Regions from separate parts of the Mus musculus genome. Here regions 2 and 3 are each linked to region 1. Evidence: chromatin loops called from intact Hi-C (ENCODE). Cell type or tissue: heart. All regions are shown on one strand.

What was found. Hi-C counts contacts between places; a loop is a spot of excess contacts. Peaks named below come from ENCODE experiments on the same cell type or tissue, not always from the same donor. Only the 100,000 strongest peaks of a DNase experiment are listed, where the experiment ranks them.
Region 2: a loop joins it to region 1, with 2.3 times the contacts of the local background. A loop is called at or near these places in 4 of 42 quality-filtered maps.
Region 3: it touches region 1 in a loop (4-fold over the local background); 8 of 42 quality-filtered maps call a loop at or near these places.

The regions. Positions count from the first base shown.
Region 1 is chr9:70,105,046-70,113,045 of GRCm38, forward strand. It overlaps Fam81a (family with sequence similarity 81, member A), which reads right to left. Exons shown (of 9, transcript NM_029784.2): 4 at 5,213-5,331. Among named protein-coding and RNA genes, the nearest start is that of Gm39369, 26 kb to the left of the region's middle. In heart, a CTCF peak has its summit at 4,409 (motif pointing right); a DNase peak (open chromatin) is centred at 4,456; H3K4me3 peaks cover 690 bases; H3K27ac peaks cover 467 bases.
Region 2 is chr9:70,345,611-70,353,610 of GRCm38, forward strand. It overlaps Myo1e (myosin IE), which reads left to right. Exons shown (of 28, transcript NM_181072.3): 16 at 1,077-1,158; 17 at 7,650-7,756. Among named protein-coding and RNA genes, the nearest start is that of Gm40531, 51 kb to the left of the region's middle. In heart, no CTCF peak of the experiment used is centred here; a DNase peak (open chromatin) is centred at 3,841.
Region 3 is chr9:70,204,409-70,212,408 of GRCm38, forward strand. It overlaps Myo1e (myosin IE), which reads left to right and starts at 2,942. Exons shown (of 28, transcript NM_181072.3): 1 at 2,942-3,295. The coding sequence starts at 3,293. All of the region lies in intron 1 of Gm26849 (a long non-coding RNA gene), which reads right to left. In heart, a CTCF peak has its summit at 3,842; DNase peaks (open chromatin) are centred at 2,893, 3,863 and 5,473; H3K4me3 peaks cover 2,425 bases; H3K27ac peaks cover 2,313 bases.

The DNA.
Region 1 (8,000 bases):
CCTGGAGCTGGCACTTGTGAGCCATGTGAGTTGACGCGGATCCTGGGAAGCAAACGGATCCTTCGGAAGAGCAGCAAACACTCTGAAGTGCTAAGCTATCTCCTCAGGCCCCTCCTCCATTGTTTGCTTATATGTGACTTACATATCACAAACTCTTCTTCATAGCGAACAGAAGAAAGATAGTGGGAGAGAGGGAGGGATGTGGAGAGGTCTGCGGCGCCCTTTGGGAAGGCTCCAATATTACTCTCTAATTACCAACTCCCAGGCATATGGGTATTTTTCCTCTAACCCTCTGCCACCAGGCACACCTACAGCCTCTCGGAGAAAAAAAAGAGGAAGTAGGCACTGAGTCTTGGGAAAATGCAGACCAGGTGCCAAACACAGGAGCAAGCATTCCGTTCCAGTAGGAACTGGGAAGCTAATGTGAGCTTTGTTTCTGGAAGATATATATATATGGAGAGAGAGAGAGAGAGAGAGAGAGAGAGAGAGAGAGAGAGAGCCAGGTCCTATGTGAGGTGCACTGTGCTGAGTGGGAAGAAAGTCCCCCCCATGGAGATCCTGCCTGACCTAGATTCTACAGACAAGAAGCAAGGGCCTGCTTGCTGCTAACTATAACTATATTACCAATAGATCCATCAAAACTACACATCCAAATGGGAAGTCATATGTCAGCCTAGAAATTTAGTAATAGCACTTTAAAAGCTATACTTCTTCAACACAATTATGCAATCAATGCACGAACGTGCAACTCTTGCCAAAGAGCATTTTATCTCATGCGGATTCATTTCAACAAAGTCTCATCAGCTTTCCAAGAGGAAGACAGATATAGCCACAAAACAAACCCGAAATATCCAGTGCTTAAAACAAACACTCAAGGTGGTTTCAGAATCCAGGTGTTTGTTAACGGGGGGGGGGGGGGGTAGCTGGGGGGAGTTTGGGGGAGGGGGGAGTGTGGGAGGGGAGTGTTGGGGGACAAGTTGGGTGGAGAAGCTCATGGATCACGCTGAAGCAGAATGGAAGATTGCAGAAGGCATTTCAAGAGAATTCTTCTTGGTCTAGATACAACGTCATAAAGATGACACCAGTGTGCACTGTCCAGCGGAGGTGCTGATAGCAGCCATTTGTGGCCCACTCTTTCCCTGCCTGTGGCACACATGCACCTTAAATCTCCACCCGCACCCACAGCAGCGTGACAGTTAATTTGGGTTATCATCTTGACTGGATCCAGCTAGTGGGCACATCTGTGAGGGATTTTTCTCATCAGGCAACCAGAAGTGAGAAGACCCACACTAAACATAGGCAGCACCTTCCTGTGGCAGCCCAGATAAGAGGGGGTCTGAGAGGAACCTGTGCTGTGTGCCTCCTTGCCTTTGAGCCTTACTAACAAGGTCATCTACCCTCTTGCTGATACTGCTACCCTCCCCCACTGATATCAGACTTTCTTCAGGCTTCCAACGTGGACTAAAGACCTCTCGCTCTCTGGGAATCCCCCAGGCCCTCAGCACCAGGGTTGGGCTGCTGAGGTGTCTGGCTAAGCAGCTCCTGGGTCCTCAGCCTCTCCAGCATGGAGATAATCAACATCTGACTGCCAGACTGTGCTACATAGACCAATATAATCATTACACACATAGACACACACACACACACACACACACACACACACCACTGTTGGTTCTGTCGCTTTAGAACAGTGATTCTCAGCCTGTGAGTGGGGACCCCTTTGGGGTCAAATGACTCCTTTATAGGGGTCATCTAAGAGGATCAGAAAACACAGCTATTTACATTAAGATTCATATCAGTAGCAAAGCTACAGTTATGAAGTGGCAATGAAAATACTTTTATGGCTGGGGGTCAGTACAGCATGAGAAACTGAGTTAAAAGGCTGCAGTGCTAGGAAGGGTGAGAACCACTGCTGTAAAGAAAGACCACTAACAAACACAGTGGCCATGAAACTCCTCAGCCGTCTCAAGTCCCTGCTCCACCTTGTGGTCTCAAGTCCTTCCAAGTTCCCGCTGTTCTCTGAGCTTCGGGGTCTTTTAAAAGCCAAACAAGGACTCAAGAGTTCTCAGTCCTGCCCCAGTGACTTTTCTAGCTCGGGCATCCATCCAAGCAAGCATTAGTTGAGTATCTCCTGTTCTCAACGGGCTCCAGGGACTTGACTACAGAAGTAAATGATACAGAGCCCCACTCTAAGACAACTCAGAAGACAGCGGAGTGACTGGGTGGGGCTTACGTCGTTGGGGGAGAGGGCACTCTGCAGGCAGGGTGTCAGGGAGTACTCCCGGAGCAGAGGACATCTGTGCTACCCTTTAAAGGTGGACAAGGAGTAAGAAGAGGAAGTGGAAAGGTCCTCAGTGGGAGACCAGCACGTGCCAAGGCCCTATGGTAGAAGAATGACTTTTCTGGGAAGATTAACAAGGGTTGGCATATGACTGAAGGGGCAAGACAACAGTAGGGAGGGGTGAGGAGATCAGACTATGGAGACTGGAGGGGTTCATCCTGGCAAATGACACAGGCCAGACATGGTGGAGCACACCTCCAGTCCCAGCACTCAGGAGACTGAGACAGGACGAGATGGAGCAGGGCCTGCTAGAGTTATGGAGACTCCATTTCCATTCCAAATAAAGAAGGAGGAGGAGGAGGAGGAGGAGGAGGAGCTGGAGAGGTGACCCAGAGGTTAAGAGTGCTCACTGCTCTTGCAGAGAGCTGGGTTCAGTCCCCAGAATTCAGGGTAGCTTCCAAACGCCTAGAACTGCAGTTCCAGGGAATCTGATGTCTTCTCCTCTCGTCCATAGACTCCTGCATACATACGGTGCATATACACAGTCTGGCACACGCCTGCACATTAAGTAAATAAAAACAAAACAAAACAAAACAGAACAGAACAAAACAGAACAGAACAACACACCAGCAAGAACCAGAGAGGAGTGGAGACTCCACCCTTCATTCAGCCCTTAGAGCCTCCTCCAGCTGAACACAGTTCTTTACCCTTCAGTCTGCCAAGACGCATGCCCGGAATACAAGACACTAGATGTTGTGATATGCATAGTAAAGCCGCTATGTCTGGCTTTAAGGGAAATGTATAGTAAGCCGCTGTGTCTGGCTTTGAGTGCAGTGTCTCAGCAAAGCCTTTGCTGTGTTTGGGTCAATCAATAGAAGCTGAGAAATTGTTCTGTGGCTGTTTGAACCTTGAAGAGATGTTATTTGTTTAGAGGATCTGCACTTGGTGCTACGTGAGAGCCTGCAGCTGCCCCGACCTTGGTCCCAAGGTGCTCCCGACAAACCAGGAATTCTTTCTTTTGGTTATGGCTAGCCATGGTCAAAAGGGACCGAGATCTGTGGGAATTGTCTGCTCTCAGGGGCAGCAAGGGCAAGATAACTTTGGTAGCTGGAACCTTTCCCAGCCCCAATTAACCTTGTATGATGTTTGAATAAAGTAACTGCAGTGAGCTAGGCGGGGGTCAGCCTTTTCCAAGAAGGCTGAACCCCTCTGCTTCTTCAGAAAATGGAGACTTAGCATCTTGGTGAGGTTCTTTCTCTACTGTAGCACCTATGGACATCAATCAATAACTAGGTTTCGTCACAAATACACCAGACCGTGGCTCTCTCTGCGGCCTTAACAGTGCCTGGTCTCTGTTGGTCTCGTTCCTAATTTCATCCCATGCTCACCTGAGCTCACTGCTACCCCAAACTGGCTGAAAGTGCGTCTTTGCTCCAAATCCCCATTATTAGCTGTAAAGTTGTACTGAGCGCTTGATAGCAGCAGAGGGTAAAAGAGGCCCAACTGTAGTCAGGACAACTTCATCCCAGCCAGCTAAAAGTAATCCGGAAGGGAAGGCCTCTTGCAACAACTCTCAAATATAGTGCGCCTAGAACCCAGGTATCTCTTTAGAAACAGATTCTAATTCAGTAGCTGTGGGACGTGGGAGCAGTGGACATTGCTCACAAGGTCCCAGGTAAGAGCCAGGAAGAAGGCACAACCCGTAAAAGCACTAGCTAGACCCGATAACTTGAGTTTCCCGAGACAGGTGGGGTAGAAGGAGAGTATTGATTTCTGCATTTATCCTCTGATATCCACACAGGTGACACAGTACACACACGTGTGTATACACACCTGTGCGCATAAGCGCATAAATGTAACTGTAAACAAAATACATTTGAAGAAATATCCCAGGTAATCCTGAGGCTCTGGGTTCATGGAAAATACCCAAGTAAAGAGAAAATCACTTTCCACACTTATAGGAAAACACATATTAAAATTTCCAGCCTATGGGAAATCAATAATTTCAGGAAATAAAAAAAAAGTTAATTATAACAAAGATGAACATTTGAAAAGGCATTCAAACAGTAAGCTGTGAGTTACGTGATTCACTGACCATACTATTACGTGACCAAATAACTTCCACCAGCAGAGGGCGCTCTCTGATCATTTCCTCCCATGATGACCCAGCCAGTTTTGGCACTGAAAGAAATCATGGCAGGCTGACACCCAGGGTTGAAGTCTGCCAGTAGCTTCTGTGGTCAAAGCTAGAAAGGGGGTAGTAAAAGAAATTACTGGACTTCTTCACTAAATTGGAGTTCATAAAAAGTATGGGTATTTATGATGATGGTGGTGATGAGGGCAGTGCTCTGTGTGTGTGTGTGTGTGTGTGTGTGTGTGAGAGAGAGAGAGAGAGAGAGAGAGAGAGAGAGAGAGAGAGAGAGAGAGATCTGAGAGAAAAGAACAACCTCGTGGAGTTAGTGCCCTCCTTCCACCTCAGTTCAGCAAACTTCCAACAGTGAGCACTTTACTCCCTGAGCATCTCAACGTCAAACGAAATTGCTCTCAAGGAGTAAAGTCTCCAACATTTGAATACCTGCTGTACTGGTCATCTTCCTGGCCAGCTTGACTGAATTCAGAATCACCCAGAAGACCTCTGGGCTTAGCTGTGAGGGCGTTACTAGAGAGGCGAAACTGAAGAGGGAAAAACCTACCCTGAGTGTGGCCAGAGCCGCCTCAGGGGCTCTCGTCCCAGACTGAATAAAAAGAAGAAATCAATCTTAGTTATAACCCATCTCCCTCTGCTCCTTGACCTTGAACCCCATGAGAATAGTCACCTCACACTCCTGATGACACATCTTCCCCACCTGATGGACTGTAACTTCCAGCTGTGAGCCAAAATAACCCTTCCTTCCCCAAGACACTTCCGTGGGATGTTTTGAGGGCACCTACCTTGCAACTCTTCCTCGGAGATCTCCCAAGCCAGAGAGCTGGCGCATCTCCAGCGTCTTTAAGGCAGAATTAGTTCCATAGCTGATGTTGTCCCTGGCACGGATCTGCTCCTGGAGAACCTGGGCAACAAAAAGGACACTTAGGGTCAGTGGCAAATTCACACGTGTCCATTTCATAATTCAGGAAAGTATATGAGTGCTCGACTCATTTTTTTCCCAAAAGAAGATTTTGTTTGTTTGTTAGTTAGTTAGTTTGTTTGTTTGTTTAAAACTAAAGGTCTTACTGTTAACCCTGGCTGGTCCTGAACTTGATGTGTAGATCAGGCTGGCCTTACACTCATGAACATCTGCCTGCCTAAGGAGCTCTTTTTATCAGTGAACTGATGAACCCAGAAGCAGAGAACCAGTAAGCCCAGAAAGAGGTATAACTCTCCACTGAGAGTTCCCTAATCCACCAATAAAACTGTGTTCTTTTATTTTTTTATTATCTTTCCTTCGTATGGGAGTGATTTTATTTATCTGCTATGCCTTAAGCTGCGTGTAGACTTATTTGTTTATTTGTCTTTTGAGACAGTAGCTCATGGTGTAATCAAAGCTGGCCTCTAATTTCCCCTCCTCCTGCCTGGGCCACCCCAAGCACCGAGGAGCTCAGAGATAAGCCACCGTGCCCTGCTCCTGTTATTTTATTTTACATGGTTTTAATTTTGGATTGAATTTCTCTTTGATTTAAGGATGTCTGACTATCTAAGGATGTCAGAATTAATTAGAGTTGGCCCACACAGTGGCACAAGTATGTAATCCCAACACTCAGGAGGGTTTTGAATTGGAGGCTAGCCAAGGTTACATCACAAGACGTCGCAAAAAGTCAAAACAGAATTTAAAATGTGTTTCTTTATTTCAAGCTGTTTTTTTTATTTTTTTATTTTTTAAATAACATTTTATTTAGTTAGGAGTAGGTTTCAAGAGAACAATTTTCGGGAGTGGATTCTCTCGATCCCAGGCTCCTAGGGATCGGATTGAAGTTTTTAGGAGTGGCAGCAAATGCCTTTTCCTGCTGTTCCACCTCACTGGCTCTGTCTTTGTTAATTAATCCTCACTATACTGGCTTATTAAAAAAGTCGGTAAGACATTTCATGTTTTTAACATGCTAAGTTTTGCTTCATGGCACATGACCGAGTTTTCGAATTTTCACTTAAGTGCATGTGTGTGAGAGCCTATGCCCGGTGTGTGGGTGACCATGAACTCCAGAAGAGGGTGTCTGACGCTCTGCAACTGGAGTTGGGGGTAATTGGGACTAAGGTGGGTGCTAGTAACCAAATCAAACTGGACCACCGATCCATCTTACCAGAATCGACGACCCAACTCTGCTTTTAAAACCGAAGCTTTAACCTGGAGCTTGGTGAACTTTTCAAACTCTTCAACCCATGAGTAACTCCCGTGTGTAACTAGAATTGCCTCTCTCCTTCTGCCCCCTCCCGCTGGAGCGCCTGCCATTCCTGCGCCAGTCTAGCTTGCCCTTCCTGACAGCTCCATTCTGATTTTGATGCTCATCTCTCCGGGATTTCTTCCACTCTTTCCTGGGACCCAGAAAACTCTAAATTCAAGGCAGCAGTTTTACACTGTGCTCAGGGGTCCTAAGTATGTAAACTGCTCTTTTATTCCGGGCCGCTGGTTCCCTCTGCTGGGGGGCGTGGCTTTTCCTCCTCCTATGGCTGCTGGGTCCTCGGATGGGATAGAGCTTTCCTTTGTCGGCTCACTGGCGTGCTCAGTGGGTGTTTCTGACAGGAGTGGAAGCGTCAGTAGGCTGGAGGTACAGCCAGTGAGGGAGTTGTGCCAGTCGTAGCCAAAGACTAAGAGGAAGAGTGGGAGAGTGGGCCTCCACAGCTACCTCCACAATGTCTCCTTGCCTCCTTCTGTAGAGGGAGGCAATGTGCCCGGCTCCTCCTCCTCAGATTGCTAAGGCCTCACTCTGCCTTTCCCGGCTGCAGCTGGCACTGCCAGACCCTCTTGTCTGTGCAGTCCAGGTGCACAAGAAGGGGGGGGGGGCAAGGACGGGGGGAGGGACTAGTGAGGGGGCAGGCAGCAAGTGGCCAGTGTCCCTTACCGCCAGCACCCATACAGGGAACTGTTTCCCTATTTTGTTCAGCTTGGTGACACATTTTATTGCCACTGAAAATGGAATTTGCAATTGCCAGACCTATTATTTCCTATGGCTCCCAATTTTTGAATGAATGAACCTGCTCTCTGAAGAATGCGCACACTAGCTACAATCACCTATGAATGGCAAAACGTTACTCATCTGAGCACATTCCTGCAAGGAGACCTCAAGCCTGACTAATCCATCTCTGGCTCTCTCCCACTGGTGAAAGGCACTGGCGGAGCGCTCTCTCTCTCTCTCTCTCTGTCTCTCTCTGTCTCTCTCTCTCTCTCTCTCTCTCTCTCTCTCTCTCTCTCTCTCTCTCCCTCTCTCCTCAATAAGCACAATGGGAAGCTACCCCTAATAGAAGCAACAACAACAACAAATAGGAAGAAACACTCATGCTTTCTGTTTGGGTTTCTTCAGATTTTGTTGATAATAATAAGACACAAGGCCATGGTGCTCAAATGCCTTTGGGAAACACACATGACATCCAGAAGACCTGTTTTATATGAAGAGTCCCAGGTCCTGTCCCCAGAAAGTCAAAGCTAGGGAGTGGGCCTGAAGATAGATGCAAAAGAAGCAGGCGCTCTCCTAGGGCACCAGTGCATTAGATGCCAGGCTTTGCTTCGGTTTTCCAGCCCTGAGTAAA
Region 2 (8,000 bases), 240 kb after region 1:
AATTGCTGTAAAAATCCATGGATATGTCTGGTCAGGTTAGAAGTAGATGGCTAGGGAAACTTCCTGGAAGTTTCTAAAGACCAAGAGTCACCCCAGGGTGGAATGAGGTTGTGTTAGCATATCCAGTGGTCACCTTATGTAGGACACTTCATTCACTGAGTCAACTAGAAGATATTTATTAAGCTGTGGTTCAGACACCAGGGGCATCAAAGTAGCTAGACACTTCCCCACCCTGTACAATGGTTTGAGTGCTCAGTTGGAGTTATTAAGGGAATATATTCTGTGAACAATATAATTTTTTATATACAATAAAAGTAACTTGTGACTGCAGCACTCAAAACCGCTCAGGCTCTGTCAAGGGAGTTGAGGCCACTGTTGCTTGCTGGCCTCTAGCAAGCCAAGGGCATTCATTCTACTAAATGTCCTGTGGTGTTGGGCTGGGCATATGGTTTGGTTGAAACAGTGCTCGCTTAGCATGCACAACCCCTGGGTTTGTTCCCTAGCACCTCATAAAACCTGGCATAGGGACAGGACAAATAACTGAGACACTAGCACCTAGGGAATGAAGACAAGAGGACAGGGAACGGAACTCAGGGTCATCCTGGGCTACAAAGGGAGTTCAAGGTCAGCCCAGACTATATAAAACCAAAAACGAGGATCCTAAGATGTGTAGGACACTCTTCCTTAAGCCCCATCAAAGAATTATCCAGGTGTGGACCATCAACCATGATGATTCAGAAATAGGTGCAGAACTCAGGACTCCAGTGTAGCTAGCCTGTCTTCACAAGCCCGTTCAGTTTTCCCCCTCCCCTTCTCCTGTGTTGCCCTCAAGACAGCCCTCAGTTCCAGGGGTTCCAAACTTATTTCTCACGTTGAGACTCTGAGATGCTTGTATCTTATAATTTTTTCCCCTTTCCTGTCTTCTGTCTGGTATTCATTTGCCCACGTTGCATCTTGCAGGCTTGTACCGTAAGTCACATGGTTTTTCTGTGGCCAGCGTGAGATGCTTCTGGACAGCACATCCAGCCCCCACAGAACGGAGAGATTGCTGATCCATCCTCTTTCTCTTTTTCCAGGCCTTTTATAAAGTCTTTATTTCCTGAAAACCTGCAAGCTGACAAGAAAGGGCGCCCAACGACCGCAGGAAGCAAAATAAAGGTTGGTTCTATTCTGGGAAGTTTTGGATCCCTGTAAGAGCTGGAGTTCTCTAACAACCAGGAACTGCCACCCAGGACCATAAAGTCAGCCTCGGATAGAAGTATGGTTATAGAAATGCCCAGAAGTTAGGCTACTTGCAAAAAAGAAAAAAAAGAAAAAAAAAAAAAAAGGAAAACGGCAGGATGTAGCTGAGTTTGGCTTGGCCACCCTGAACCTCCAGATGGATAGATACTAAGTATCTCACAGCTTAATGGCCAGCACACACTAATCAGTTCTTTTAAAGAGGAAATGGCTTTCAAGTGAATCTGGAAGGATTTATGGTAAACTAGCAGGTATTTTGTGGTTCGGAATCATGCTTTGGATATCGATGGTGCTTTTCCAGGCCAGGGCTCAGGCATGCTAAGAGTGAAACTTGCCAGAAACCCCAGTTCACCTTTAGGGACGACTTACACATCCCTCTCTCTAGGTCTTTTCAGGCTCCTCCTTGCTGTGCAGTGCAGACACAGCTGGCCAAATGATGTTAGCCATTCAAAGATGCTGAGGGCAGTGATGAGTTTGAATCCAGAACATTCTGTAACTTGAACAATTACTTGATGAGTTTCTGAAGATAATATCCATTTAAAGTATTTTTTAGGGCTGGGGATGACTGTGACTTAGTTGGTAGAGGGCTTTTCTAGAGCACACAGATCCCTAATTTCTTTCTGACCCTACCAATCCATAAAACTAGACATGGTGGTGAATGTCTGTCACCCCACCACTGGTGGAGACGAGACCATCGTAAGTTCAGGGGCATCTCTTGGCTACATAGTAGATTCAAGGCAGGTCTGGGCTATATGAGACCCTGTCTTTAAAAAAGAAGAAATATGTTTGTTTATGTGTGTGTATGTGTACTAAATCATACCAGTTAAATATGTCTCCAGTTTTATAATCAAAGAGATGAAGTGATTAATATTTGGCATTTGGAGTTCCGTTGCCTGTGGCTTTTGCTATCTAAGTTATTGCCAACCGTTGATTTAAGTCCTCGGCATCTGGAGCAGAAGAGATTGCTCAGTGGTTAAGAGCATTTGCTGTTCTTACACAGGATCCAGGTTCAGGTCCCAGCACCCACACTGCAGTTTATAACCATCTGCAACTCCAGTTCCAGAGAATCTGAGGTCCCCTTCCAGCTTCTTTGGCTCATGAACTCACATGGTTCGCATAAACTCATATAGGCATACATACACATAAAAATAATGGATTATTAGTTTTAAAGGTTCTCAGCTTTATCTTGCTTAATTAAAAAGTTCTCTTGCTTATCAGTAAGGCAGAAATTGTAGCACCAACTCCCAGGCATGGCCTTGATGATTAAATCCAGGCATCCACCTCTAGCACCTGCATCCTACCCTGTAAAAGATGCTCAACGGCTGCTCTGATGGATGATCTGCCTAACAGTGTGTTCCCTGTACCATGCCCATGCCTTGTCTCTACTGACCGCTGTGGGTATTTTTTGTGCACACGCTCACTCCCTGCCCTAGACTTCCATTCATCCTCCTTCACACTGTATTCCATTCCATGACGCCCTTCAGTCCGTGCCTTCCTGATGTATGCCAGCATCAAAGACACCATGGTTGTTACTATGGTTACTGCCCTCTGCTCTTTCCTGTCCAAGTGTTTCATGGATAAAAGCCTGCCTTCCTAGTGCCTGATAACCTTCCTGAGGACAGAAACACTGCCTTCAGTAAAGGACATGGTTCCATAAGAGGGCCTTTTAGGTTATGTGGGTGAAGTCAGGCATAAGGTGGTGGTACATTTGTTTGTTATTTGCTGTTGTTCTTAGGGTGGGATATCTGGAGTATTCAGATGGATCAATACGTGGTATTTGATTCCCAGCATCATAAACAACCAAATAATTTTGGCTGCTTCAAGCTGAGTGTGGTAGCACACAGCCAAGATCCCAACACGTAGGTAGTAGAAGCAGGCAGATTACAAGTTTGAGTCACAGGAAGGTGGTGGTGGGTGGCACAGTCTCACCAGGTTTGTAGCCTTGCCTTATAGCCTAGTACTTAGAAGACCCAGGCAAAAAGATTGTGAGTTCTAGGCCAGTCTGGCTTACAAAATGAGAGTGTCTCAATGAAACAAAGATGGAATCTTGTCATGTCCATCAAACTCTTGGGCTCCAGCTGTCCTCCTGCATCAGCCTTCTTAACAGGATACCAATGACACATGCCACCATGTCCACTGGGGCAGGCAGAGTTCTGAGCTGATAGGCAGAGCCCTCTGGGTTATAGGGACATCATGTCCTTAAGAGCAATTCCAAGAGGCTGGAGAGATGGCTCAAAAGTTTAGAGCACTGCTCTTCTAAAGGTCCCGAGTTCAAATCCCAGCAATCATCACATGGTGGCTCATAACCATCTATAATGAGATCTGGTACTCTCTTCTAGCCTGCAGGCATACATGCAGGCAGAATGCTGCGTACATAATAAATAAATGAATCTTTATAATAAATAAATAAATCTTAGAAAAAAAAGAAAAAAAGAAAAAGGAAAAAGAGCCGTTCCAAGACATTGATGGGATTTGGGTCTCTGGGACAGAGAGAGCTGAGGGCAGGGAACAGATGTGATTTTTCTGAGACTCAGATATTAACATCTGCATGGGAGGCTGACTCATGCCTTAGCCTGAAGGACCTGGATAAGGACAAGCTCTGGGCTGGAAACTTCAGTCATGAGACTGTCACGTTCAGATCCAAGGGCTCAGATCCCCCAAGGTTGCAGTGACTCATGTTCAAGTGGTCTGGAATATTCCAGAGGAATAGGGACCTCTTGCTTCTCCTTTGTGTCTAGTTTAAAAAGTTACCACCTATCTGGACTCTACACAGAATGTTTGGAACAGGACATTTGGGGCCTTTGTCTAGGGAGGTCAGCCTGAAGTTTAGTTATCTAAAGAGATTTTGGCTTATATCCTCACCCAAACCCCCGCCCTTCCTGGTGAATCCTGTGGCCAAGATCTGCCTGGTGATCTACAGTAGTGAATGTCTCATTATATATGCCTTCCAGAAACATCTCTGAAGGACACATAGCCATGACCCAGCCCCCTGCCCCTTCCATATCTACACTGTTTGGAAAATATCCCCCAGAGTATGTTGAAAGGGACTCCAGGTTTCTGGATAGAAAATTTTATATTGAAGATAGTTTTAGTGTTGCACGTTTTATTGTTTTAATTATCTTAAAATATAAAACAGATCTACAAGATTTGATTAGGATTGTCATTTGATAGACACTTGCATCAACTTACCAAAGTGAAAAACATTGTATTTATGAAGCTGGAGAGCAGAATAAGTTTAGTTCCCAGCACCCACATGGCAACTCAACCATCTATAACTCCAGTCCCAGGGGAATCTAACTCCCTCTTCTGGCCACCAAAAATACTTATACATACATACATGCAAACAAAACATATGCATAAAATAAAAATAAACCTTTTAAATAAAATTATACTACATTTAATAATTTTTTATTCTGAGGCTTCATTTAATTTTGTATTGTGATTGGAAGAGGCTAGAATAGAGATTAGAGTGAAGGCTTGATGCTAGACAGAGCAGACTCAAGCTCCGAGTGGACCAAGGTAAACACACCAGGCATTACTTGAATGAGCCATACAGCTGAGTGGGAGATGCTCAACTGCAGCACCATGCACTGTGGCATCTCTTTCTGCCTTTAAAATAAGACATCAGAGGCTTTCTAGTTTTATCCACCTGGGTGTAGGCTGCCCCTGGAGGAACTGAAGCTCAGAATTGTGCACCTTTCACGTAACAGAGCCAGGAACCTCACCGAGACTAGAGGGTAATCGGTCAACACCCCGAGCCTCTCCTCACTGCCTGGCTTGTTTTGTATTTTGATTCCCACTTCTGATGAATACTGCTGGTGCCTTTTTATCTAACCAATGCATTCTGGGCTGGAGTCAGATCTCTATGAAGTCAGTTTGTTCGGGGGAACATTGAAAGTGACCCAGAGCCATTGAAATTCAGGGTGACTACAACTAATGCATATTCCTGCTTGTACAAAGTAATTATGCCACAACCTGGTGGTTCTATCTTGTTCAAGTTCACCCAGCTAATTCCTTTCCTGACACACCAAACAATTCCATATCACCCGTACAAAGGTAAAAGAGCATTGTGATTAGAAAATGTGGACTCGGTTTCAAGCATTGCCTTTGTCGTTACAAATTGTGTTTTCCTGCATCCCATTTCCTGCATCCCGAGGAATCCTTCTTCCTGCAAGGCTTGATGTTCTCATTTGAAAAAGCAAAAGTAGTAGCAGTCACCACTGCTCAGGAGCGCTGTGAGACATCAGAGACCCGTGACTATTATAAAAAGAACTGTGGCAGGGGACACATGAAGTTGTTCCACTGGCCTCTGCGTGCTTTCTTTAGGCCATAGGGCAAAGACAGTATGCTGCTACCTGCTTAGGACTGAATAGCAAATAAAAATTAATATCAAAAACTGAAAGTGAACAAGAAATGTAAAAGTTAAGAATGGGGAGCTGAGTGTGGTGGCACTCGGATGCAGAGGCAGGGAGGTGTCTGTGACTTTGAGGCCACCCTAGCCTGCTTCATAAGTTCCAAGACAGTAAGACAGTTGGGGCTCCATGGCTACATACAGAGACTTTGTTTCAAAAGAAGGGGGGGAAAGGGGGGCTGGAGAAATGGCTTAGCAGTTAAGAGCACTGGCTAGAAGACCCAGGTTCGATTCCCAATACCTAAATGTTAGGTGACTCACGACTATCCATAACTGGTGGGAAACCAACACCCTCTTCTGACCGCCCGGGCATCATGCATGCATATAGTACACATAGGGACATGCATGCAAAGCACTGAATACAAATAAAAGAAAATTAAAAAACAATGTAAAGCTTTGCTCAGAGAGACGGCAGCCCCTCTCTGACATCACCTGACATGTAGCAAAGATCGTCAGATTTGTTTCATCAGCAAAGAAGATAAGGGCAATTTCCTTTGTGGTCAGAGGCCTTGCAACGGTGGAGTAACCTCTATCCCTCTGTCCTCAATTTCAGGCAGTACAAAGAATGCTGTCTTCTGCACGTTTACACAAGAGCTCCATTCACAGAGGAACATCTTACTTTGACTTTACCCATCAGTTTCCTGGGGGTTTCAGATTCCCCGAGAGCCTGAAAGCAGAGAAGCCCTAATTGAGAGCGGGTTGTCTCTTGTCAGCAGAGCTGACTTGGGAATGGCTCTCTGGTTTCCTGGCAGGCCTTCCCACTGTTTTCTTTGAGAGGTTTTCCTCTCTGCATGCTGACTGGCTTGGAAGGAGGGTTTGCCTAAGTGGGGCATTGTGGACCCCCAGGGTGTGCTCAGCTGTGTGGTGGGGTTGCTGACGTGAGCACTGTTCCTGTTTTGTCCACGTGGGCAATTCTCATGATCTGAAATAATCCTAGGCAGTCCCAGCTTTAGTTATGTGCCTTTCTCTGCTTGAATTAAGTCCTGCTTTGGGTACCCAGGGCAGAGTTAATGATAAATGATTTTTATACGGAGTCACTTTGCTGTGTGAAGATGTAAGTTATGTCCCACAAGGAAACTGCAGAGAGCCTGCAGGTCTGTAAAGGGACAGATCAGGGGGACTGAATAAAATGGCATGTAAGATATTCCTGAATTAGATTTTTTTTATGAATTTACTTTGTTTGGCTATGAATTTACATCATTTTATTTATTTTGTGTTGGGGGGGTTGTGTGTATGCTATGTGTATGTGGGTGCCTACAGATCCCTTAGAGCTGGAGTTATAGGCAGTTGTATCGGTGCTTGGAACTGAATTAAGGTCCTCTGGAAGAGCAGCACGTTCTCTTAACTGCAGAACCATTTCCCCAACCTCTTTCTCATTTTAATTAAGAGATTATTCATAGATGGCACTAACAGGAAAGATATTTGAAATTTCACCCATACTTATACTTTTTAACAAACACACAGACAGACAAACAAACAAACAAACAAAAATTATCAAGAACCAGGCATGGTAGTGCATGACTGTAATCCCAGCACTTGGGATGCTGAGGCAGGAGAATCAGGACACCAAGGTCGTCTTTGGCTAGGTAGTGAATTAGAGAATAGCCTAGGAAGCCTGAGACACACACACACTCTAATGAAAGTGTATTTATAGTGATCTCAGTCAGTACAAATTGAATTTAATTTGTTGATAATGGCATTATTCCTGATGAAATGATCACAAGTGAAGATTTTCTGTTTTATTCATAGATATAGATATACAACCTAAAATGCCTAATTGTTTTCAGTGTTCAAATTTGTAACTCCTAAGTATGATAAAGATCATCATAAAAGTCAACAGAGCTTTAAAGCTGCTCTGGGCACCTGGCTCAGGCACAATGAGGCTCAACATGACATTTGTTTCTGGCCTCGTGCTCCATGCTGGCTTCTGCAGGTTTTCTTTGGAAGCTGGTCTGCCATAGAGTTCTTTATCTCTAACTGTTCTTATTCTTCCCACCAGAAACAAGCCAACGACCTGGTGAGCACCCTGATGAAATGCACACCCCACTACATTCGCTGCATAAAACCAAACGAAACCAAGAAGCCTAAAGACTGGGAGGAGAGCAGGTAAGTTATAGGGGAAAAAGCGGGTGAGGCCAGCTGAGGTGGGCTGAGCCTCAGGTCAACCAACCAATGGTATAGGAGGAGGCATGAGTGCTTTGTACTTCCTGTCTCTTTGATTTTTTTTTTTCTTGACACATCTGGGTAATATTTCACCTCATCTTGTCTTTCCTTATCTTGCTAGCCATATCATTCCATTCAGAATTAATTTACGATGTGGATCTGGGCTAGTGTGGAGGCAGGTGTTCGA
Region 3 (8,000 bases), 99 kb after region 1:
GGTAGGTTCTGTACCAACTGAACTAGCTACATTCTTTAAGCCCTAAACTTTTTTCTTCTTTTTTCTTTCTTTCTTTTTTTTTTTTTTTTTTAATTCAGATCTACGAGTTCGAGGCCAGTCTGGTCTTCGAGCAAGTTCCAGAGCAGCCAGAGCTGAGCAGAGAAACCCTGTCTCAAAAAATAAAACCAAACCAGACCCCTCAAATAATCATCAAATTGACAATTAGTTTTAATATATAAACTAATATATTATTAGTTTTCAATATATCCCATTTAACTGGTAAGTTATGCCCCAGTATCAATATAGAAAAGTTTGGAGGTTTAAGAATAGCCTGGGTTATATAGAGAGGTCTTGTTGAGAGAGAAGGAGAGACAGACAGACAGAGAGAGAGAGAGATACAGAGAAACAGAGCCCATGGATGGGATGACGACTTAGGCATGTGTCATTATTTTGGACCTAAAACCTACTGTTCCTTGTGTTGTCTGTAAGCTCAGCTTTCTTCTTTGGGAATCTCTGTTCCCGAGTTCTTAAAATACCTAATACAACTTTGAAGGTGGAGTGCCTCAGTGACATAAGGAGCCACATCTGGGCACATGGAGGTCACGCCTGCTGTGTCAAAGGCTTGGCTGTCATTTTTCTTTTTTTTACTTCCGGTTATATTTTGTTTGTTTTTGTCTTAATGGGGTCTCACTCTTACCCAGGCTGGCTAGACCTTCTGGGCTGAAGCAATCAATCCTCCTGCCTCAGCTTCCAGAATTACAAATGGACAAAGGATGGTGAACAGCACGTAGGTATAAGAAATCGAACCCCAAGCCCCTGCAAGAACCGCCAGTGGTCTTAACCACTGAACCACCCCTTCAGGCCTCTGCCTTTTTTGTTTTGGTTTTTGAGATTAGAGTTTCTTATTGACGTGGAAATCATGGAGTAGGCTAGGCTGCTTGGACAGGGAATCCTAAGCTTTCCTGCCTGTCTCTGCCTCCCCAACATCCCACGACACCTTAATATTTTTCACATTGGTTTTAGGGATCTAACTCTAGTCCTCACACTGGCAAAGCAAATAGGCTCACTAGCTCCAGGTGAGCCACCCCCAACCATTTCTTGTTGTCTTCCTACCAGATCATAAAGCCAGCAAGGTGTGTCACGGTTGTGCGTCTTGTGTCTGGCCTATCTCCTGTGGAAGGAATTCAGTTCTTTGCTGCCCGGACAGGGGGAATAGTCACAAAAATTCAAACATGACTTCCTTTCAAATTGGTATGAGATGGCTCAGTGGATAATGGCACTTGCCAAACCTAACCACCCGAGTTCAACCCGGGAACCAACATGGTGGAGGGAGAACCAGTTCCCACAAGTCGTCCTCTGAACTGCATCTGCGCACATGCTCAGAGGCGTGTGTGTGCCTCTCCCTCCTTTAAAAAATTGATGTAATTCAGAAGATTCTTACTCTAAAACGCACAATTCAGCGGTTTTGGGTATAGTCAGCTTTACTACCAACATCAGTACCTAGGGGACATCCTTGGACCACTCCCCACAAGACAAAGCCCCTTTGTTCCATCAGCTGTCCCTCTACACACCACACCTGTCCCGAGCAGCCAACCAAGATCTACTACTCTCTGCAGCATTTCCTACCCACCACTGTAACACACGGAATTGTTCCTCCTGAACTTTGACCTCAACCTCTTTCACATAATTAGGTTTCCTGGGTCCTTCTCTGTTGCAGGGTGTATCAGCATTCGCTCCTTTTCCTGGTTTGGCCATAGTCCTCTGAAGGTATGCACCACATTAAAACAAAGAGCAAAACTCGTCCTAGCCAAGATGATTTGATTTTTTACTATCCGTTGCAACTCTAGGATCCTAGGTTCACGTGAATGGGGACGACCGAATCTCAAGATTTTCTGTGCTCTTTTCTTCCTGAACTCTTCTTCCTCAGATCCTGGGAGCGCAGCCCCGCAGAGGCCCTGCGAGTTTACTTCCTCAGTCTTCCCTTTCACCAGGAGTCAGACTCCCTAATACTGTTTTAGGAATCCCCGTTCCCCTCTCTCCTAGGCTACCTGGCTTCCTGAAACCGGACACCGCGAGGACCAAGGTCTCTGTCTCTCTCTTTTCTTCTTCTTCTTCTTCTTCTTCTTCTTCTTCTTCTTCTTCTTCTTCTTCTTCTTCTTCTTCTTCTTCTTCTTCTTCTTCTTCTTCTTCTCCTTCTCCTTCTCCTTCTCCTTCTCCTTCTCCTTCTCCTTCTCCTTCTCCTTCTCCTTCTCCTTCTCCTTCTCCTTCTCCTTCTCCTTCTCCTTCTCCTTCTCCTTCTCCTTCTCCTTCCTCCTCTCTCTCTCTCTCTCTCTCTCTCTCTCTCTCTCTCTCTCTCTCTCTCTCCCTCTCTCTCTCTCTCTCTCTCTCTCCCCCCCCTCCCTCCCTCCCTTCCTCTCCCTTCCCAAGGAAATTAATTCAGGTACAAAAGACGGGTGGAGGAAGTATTTTCGACTTCCCTCACAATCCAGAAAGAAAAAAAAAAGAGAGAAAGAGAGAAAGAGAGAGAGAAGAAAAGAAAAAGGATTTCCTTTGAGCTGCGACTTTGTGATCTTTTAAGCAGTTAAAAATATTTCTTTAAAAAAAAGAATCTAGGAAAATCATGCGACTTGTGAGTGGGAGCTAAGTCGATGCTAAGTTTCTCCGTAAAGAGAAGCGACAGGAGCGCGGTTTCCTAACCTCCCCAAGTGTTTTCATCCCTTCGGTTTGGGGGTGGCTCCCTGGGGACGGCTAGGACAGCGGCGCGCTCTGCGGGGTAGCGAGGCCGCAGGACTACAGGATCCAGAGGCCTTTGTAAACTCTTGTAGTTCACGCTTGTTGGCTACCTCGGCTTCCCTGAGGAGTGACGCTGCGAAAACAAATTCTGATTGGTCAGGCCTGTGCTGAATTCTCCATTTATGGACAGATTGCCCGGCCCGAGCCCAGCCTGAGCCAGAGAAGAGTTCGGATTAAGTGTTAAGAGAAAGCGGGTCCAGGCAAAGCAGTTGGACAAGCAATCCCGCAGAGCGCATCAGGGTGCATCTCTAGACAGTTGGGGATCGCCAGGTCTGAGTGTGCACCGGGTCTGCTAAGTTTTGCCTTCACCTAGCGTTTCGGATCCCGCCTGGATGGAGTCCCTCTTGGATTTCCATTGGCTCCTGTGAGTGCTTGGGTGTCGGGAGCTTGTTTTTTGGCGAAGGGAACCAACTTTTGAAGTTCGCCCAGGAGACCGCGTTCCAGCCTCAGTGCCTAGGCAGCGGGACCCGGCGGAGGCGCGACCGCGGCGGGAGTCACCATGGTGAGTTGGCTGCGCCGCGTCCCAGGACGCCTGACCCTGGGATGGGGCAGGAAGCCCCGGAGCGGGCACCTACCTTGGGCAAGCTGCCCAGGCCAGGGGGTGGAGAAGGTGGACGCGGGAGTGTGCACTTCTGGAGCGCTGATTTCCTGCTGTTTGCTGTAAACCGGGTCTTAAACGGGAAGAGGGAGAGAGGAGGGACAAGAAAAACTCTCTGGAGTGACTTTCTGCGCCGCGAAAGTTTTGGTGCCAATGTTGTTGTGGCTGCCAGCTGTCTGAAGCTTGAGAGTGGGCACGTCTGTTTTCACCGGCACAGCCGTGGGACCGGAGACTTTTTTCTCCTCTAGAGAAGGTGAGGGGCACGCCTGTGTCCCTCGGGTCCTCTCCCCTGGGCAGGCACTGGCGTGAGCTCCCTGGCAGGCTGATCCCGCAGTTGTTCTCCTGGCATTGGGGAGGACCTAGGCAGCCCCGCCTGCGCTGGTGATGGGCCGAGCGCTGCACAAAGGCAGGCAGGGGCGCCAGGTACTGCGGAGCACCTGGCGGTGGCCCGGGCTGCAGGGACTCTGACGACAGCGCGCAGCGGCAGCCAAACTGGCCGGGAGCCCAGGCCTGTAGGGTCCCTGTGTAGGGTAAACACCTCCTGAGGAGGGCCCCACCCGGTCCCCAGCTCGAGAGGACCGCCACCCTCTCGGAGATCGTTCCTGGTTTTGTTCTTTCCCACTTGGTACTTGGGGGAGTGTCTGGGTTGGACAGCCTCTCTGTAACTCATTTGAGACTAAGTCCCCAGCCCAGCCACCCTCCTCTCTCAATCCCAAATAACCTTAGCCACATCCCCTGGGCTTTGCCGTGGTGTGGCTTTCCTACTGAAGGACAAAAACAAAGATTGAATTTTAGAGACATTGCCAGCCACCCGGACCGAAAGGGGGGGGACTTTAAAAACTTAAAAAAAAAACTTTTAAAAGGTTTTAGAAGGCTTCAAAGTTTCCACACTTGCTTCGTGGTGGAGGAGCTTGTCCTCCTGGCTTTCTCATTGTTTACTGGCGGTGAGGGTGAAGCTTACTAAAAAAGATGCCTAGCATAGCGCTGGCTTGAGAAATCTGTATCCCAGATCCCCAGCGCCAAGCATCCGCAGCGCACGCCCGGGTAGAACCCACATTCAGTTCACAAACAGTCCTTGCCCCCCCGCGCTGTTTATTCAAAAGAATGATTTTAAAAACAAACGAAACCTTTAAAGGGCATCCTGGCCCCAAGCTTTTACTTTCCACATAGTTCAAAATTATGTCACCTTTGCCCCTGAGAGAGAATACTTCATTTATAAATAAGCTTCCCCCGCCAGTTTCGAGGTTTCAGAAGTCAGTCCACCCTCATGGTGTGCCTCATGGGTGGAGTTTCTCCAGCCTCTGACCGCTTGAACTTGAACAGTGATAGTCCTGGTGCCTAAGAATTGCTGTAATTACTTTCCGTGGTTCAATATTTCTAAAAAAAACCCAAAATCAATGTGTTTATGGCCAAGGACTTAAAGAATTTTACTGTATGTAATTGCTTAAGTGCTACCTTGAGAAAAATCCTTTGTTAAACTCACTTTTTTTTGGCTGCGTAGACCCTAAATTAGCCTGTGATGCCCTTTCCAGAGACGTGGGAAAACACGCTCAATTTGGCTCCTTGCAGTTGGGGTAGTTTATTTGGTCCATCAGATGTGGAGGTGTGTCTTAGAGTCCCTTTCTTGGTTGATTTATCAGGGTAGACAGGGTGTAGTCACCTCCTCCTGGGTTCCCTGCCAACAGCACAGATGGGCATGTTGTGGGCCACTAGGAGGCTATCTGTGCATCAGATATGGTTGCCCGGGCCACAATTTACTGCCCGGAAAAGTTGAAACAGCTGGCTATCCTTAAATAGATGTGCCATGGACAGAAAGAACTCTAGTATCTAGAGTCATTTGGACAAAGTTAAAGGAAATGTGTTTCTTCCATGACTTGGAAGTTTGAGTGGGCTTATCAGCTGTGTGAAGTCACCTTAGAACAGGTACCCACAACTCAGATAGTCCTGTGAGAATGCTCAATGTTTCTGTAAGAAGTCTCTCGCTGAATGGAACTTCTGTGTTATGCATCTGTCTGGGCCTGCCCAGTTGAATCCTTCAGCTGTTTAAGGACAGGAAGGGATGGGCCATTACCCTCGGTGGGTGTGGCCAAGAATTAGCACAGAGCACAGGCCCTTGGCCAGGCTGGAGGAAGAACACCTGCACTGTGAACTCTCTGTGTGCTTGTGCGATGGTTGCTCTTGATTGGCAAGCTAATAGGATTTAGAATCATCACAGAACAAAACCTTTGGGCATAGCTGAGAGTTTCTAGCTTAGATTTGTAGAGGCTGCAAGACCCACAGGGTGGCACCGTTCCTGGGGCTGGGCTTGACTACAAAGGAAACTGGGAGCTGAGTTCCAGCAGTTGTCTCTCCCTGCTTCCTGCTTGCTGGAACAGCGGCGTGATGGCTGCCTCTGGTGTTGGCTGCCTCTGGTATTGGCCGCCATGCCTCTTCCCCCTTGATCAGATTGTATCCCCTTCATCCTCTCAGACAAGCCCTTCCACCAGTTCCTTTTGTCAGGGATGTTTGTCACAATAGAAAAAGTAACTAATTGTGTGTGTGTGTGTGTGTGTGTGTGTGACACACACACACACAGAGAGGGGGGGAGAGGGAGAGAGAGAGGGAGAGAGAAGAGAGAGAGAGAGAGAGAGAGAGAGAGAGAGAGAGAGATTGGGGAGGAGCGTTTCAGGAAGGTCTGGGAGCATATTATTAGACTCTTCATCTATACCAACTGACTTACTCAGCTGTGACTCACGATGAAAATTGCCACTTCATATTTATGAACACAATTGTATCGTTCACTTCTCCTTCATATTCATTAACTACGGAATACTAGATCATCTTGGAAAACCCAGAATATATTACCAGGCCATAGTTATTACCTTTTCAGTTAGGAGGCTTGAAGAGGTGAGTGTGTGTGTGTAACTCTGTATGTACATCATTATAAATGAAGAAATGTTGTTTAGAAGAGTGCAGAAATGCCCTGTTGGCTAAAACTTCCGCCATAGACTCTGGCTTTAGGGTCCATGACAAGGTATTGGTAGCCATGGTCTATTTACTGTATGATTGGACTAAAACCTATGTATGTGAGTCTGCTCTCTGTCTTGGCCCGGAGAGTGTGATTGATAAGGTTTTTGTGAACAAACTATGCAGAGATGATTGAGTAAACCTGACTTGGCCATTGCCTTTGAAAATGTCTGAGCTATATTCCTTTTTCTTTACTGTGTATTATTCTTGAGTTGCTAGCAGGTATAGTACCCACACACACAAGACCGATTCATTCATTCATTCATTCATTCATTTGAGACGGTGTTTCTCTGTGCAGCACTGGCTGTCCTGGAACCCACTTTGTCGATCAGGCTGGCCGTGAATCCAAAGATTTACCTGCCCTGCCTCCCAAGTTCTGGGATCAAAGGCGTGCACCACCACATCTGGCTACAGAACCGATTTATAACTTAGAGATCTGGTAGACAGTCGATCAAGGGGAAGATAGGTTCCTTCGGGTGGGGACTGGTATGTATTTAGTAAGTCTGGAATGCATTTGGAATGTTTTCTGGGAAGTCAATTTAGTTCATTTATTGATTATCAGATTCTAGAAGTCCCCTGGCCAGAACAACACAATTCAGCTAAACTGGAGAGGGTTAGACTTGATGGCCGTGGGAAGGTTAAGGAAAAGCTAGTTCAGGATACTACTACCTTGGGGTGCGGTGCGGTGGGCCAGCCCAGGGCATCCTCTCTTGGAAGAGAAGCCCATCAGGCACTGGATAGACAGAGAGGAGGCAATGGGAAGGTGAAAGTCGTCCCACCCCCATCTCTGCTGAGGACTCCGCAGGTGGAAACTTCAGTGGAGAGTAAACAAGAAATACACGTCCGGTCCAAAGAGGAACGGCCATGGTTATTACACTGACCATATTACCAGGTTCTCTTGTAGACGCGCATGCAGTCTAGAGCCTGTGCTGGACTGCTCATTTTTATGTATCCTGATGTCTCTGACAGGCCAAGCACGCTCATCTGTGGCTCATCTGCCCGGAGCCACTATGAGCTCAGTATGTGTCCGTGAACCACAATACTTCCTCCCTCTACTTGCTAGCCACAGGGTTTAAACAGCAGCTGCGTACTCAGTAATGATGTCAGTGTTCATTGCTACATCTACGTCTTCTCCTACGGCCTTGCCAGGGAAGGCGGTTGCCGGGTATTTTGTACCTGTGGAATTTGGCAGCTTAAGCAAGGGAAGGCTTCTGTACAGCTGCGCTAATTGGAGCTGTGTGAACCTGAGTGAAGATGGCTCGCGAGTGGCTAGGCCACGCCTTCAGCTTCCCTTGTTACCCCTTCATCCCCTGTTTCAGTGAAATGCTCCGGGACCCAAGGTTCCGCAGTGCAGGAACTCAAGGGCTATCGCCAGAGTTATCAGTAAGGGTAGAGAGCAAGCACCTGCGAGCGTTTTTTTGGTGGCCACAGATTCCCCTCTCGGCTTCTGGTGTGTCGTGAAGTCACGTTAGACTACGTGGAAGCGTGCTTCTCGTCCGCTGGTGAGAGGGGACTTGGGTCCCACTGCCTGGAAAGAACACGTGAAAGCTTTTCGCCATCATCTCTGTTCATCTCCAACACACCCAGGCTTAAATGCAATTTT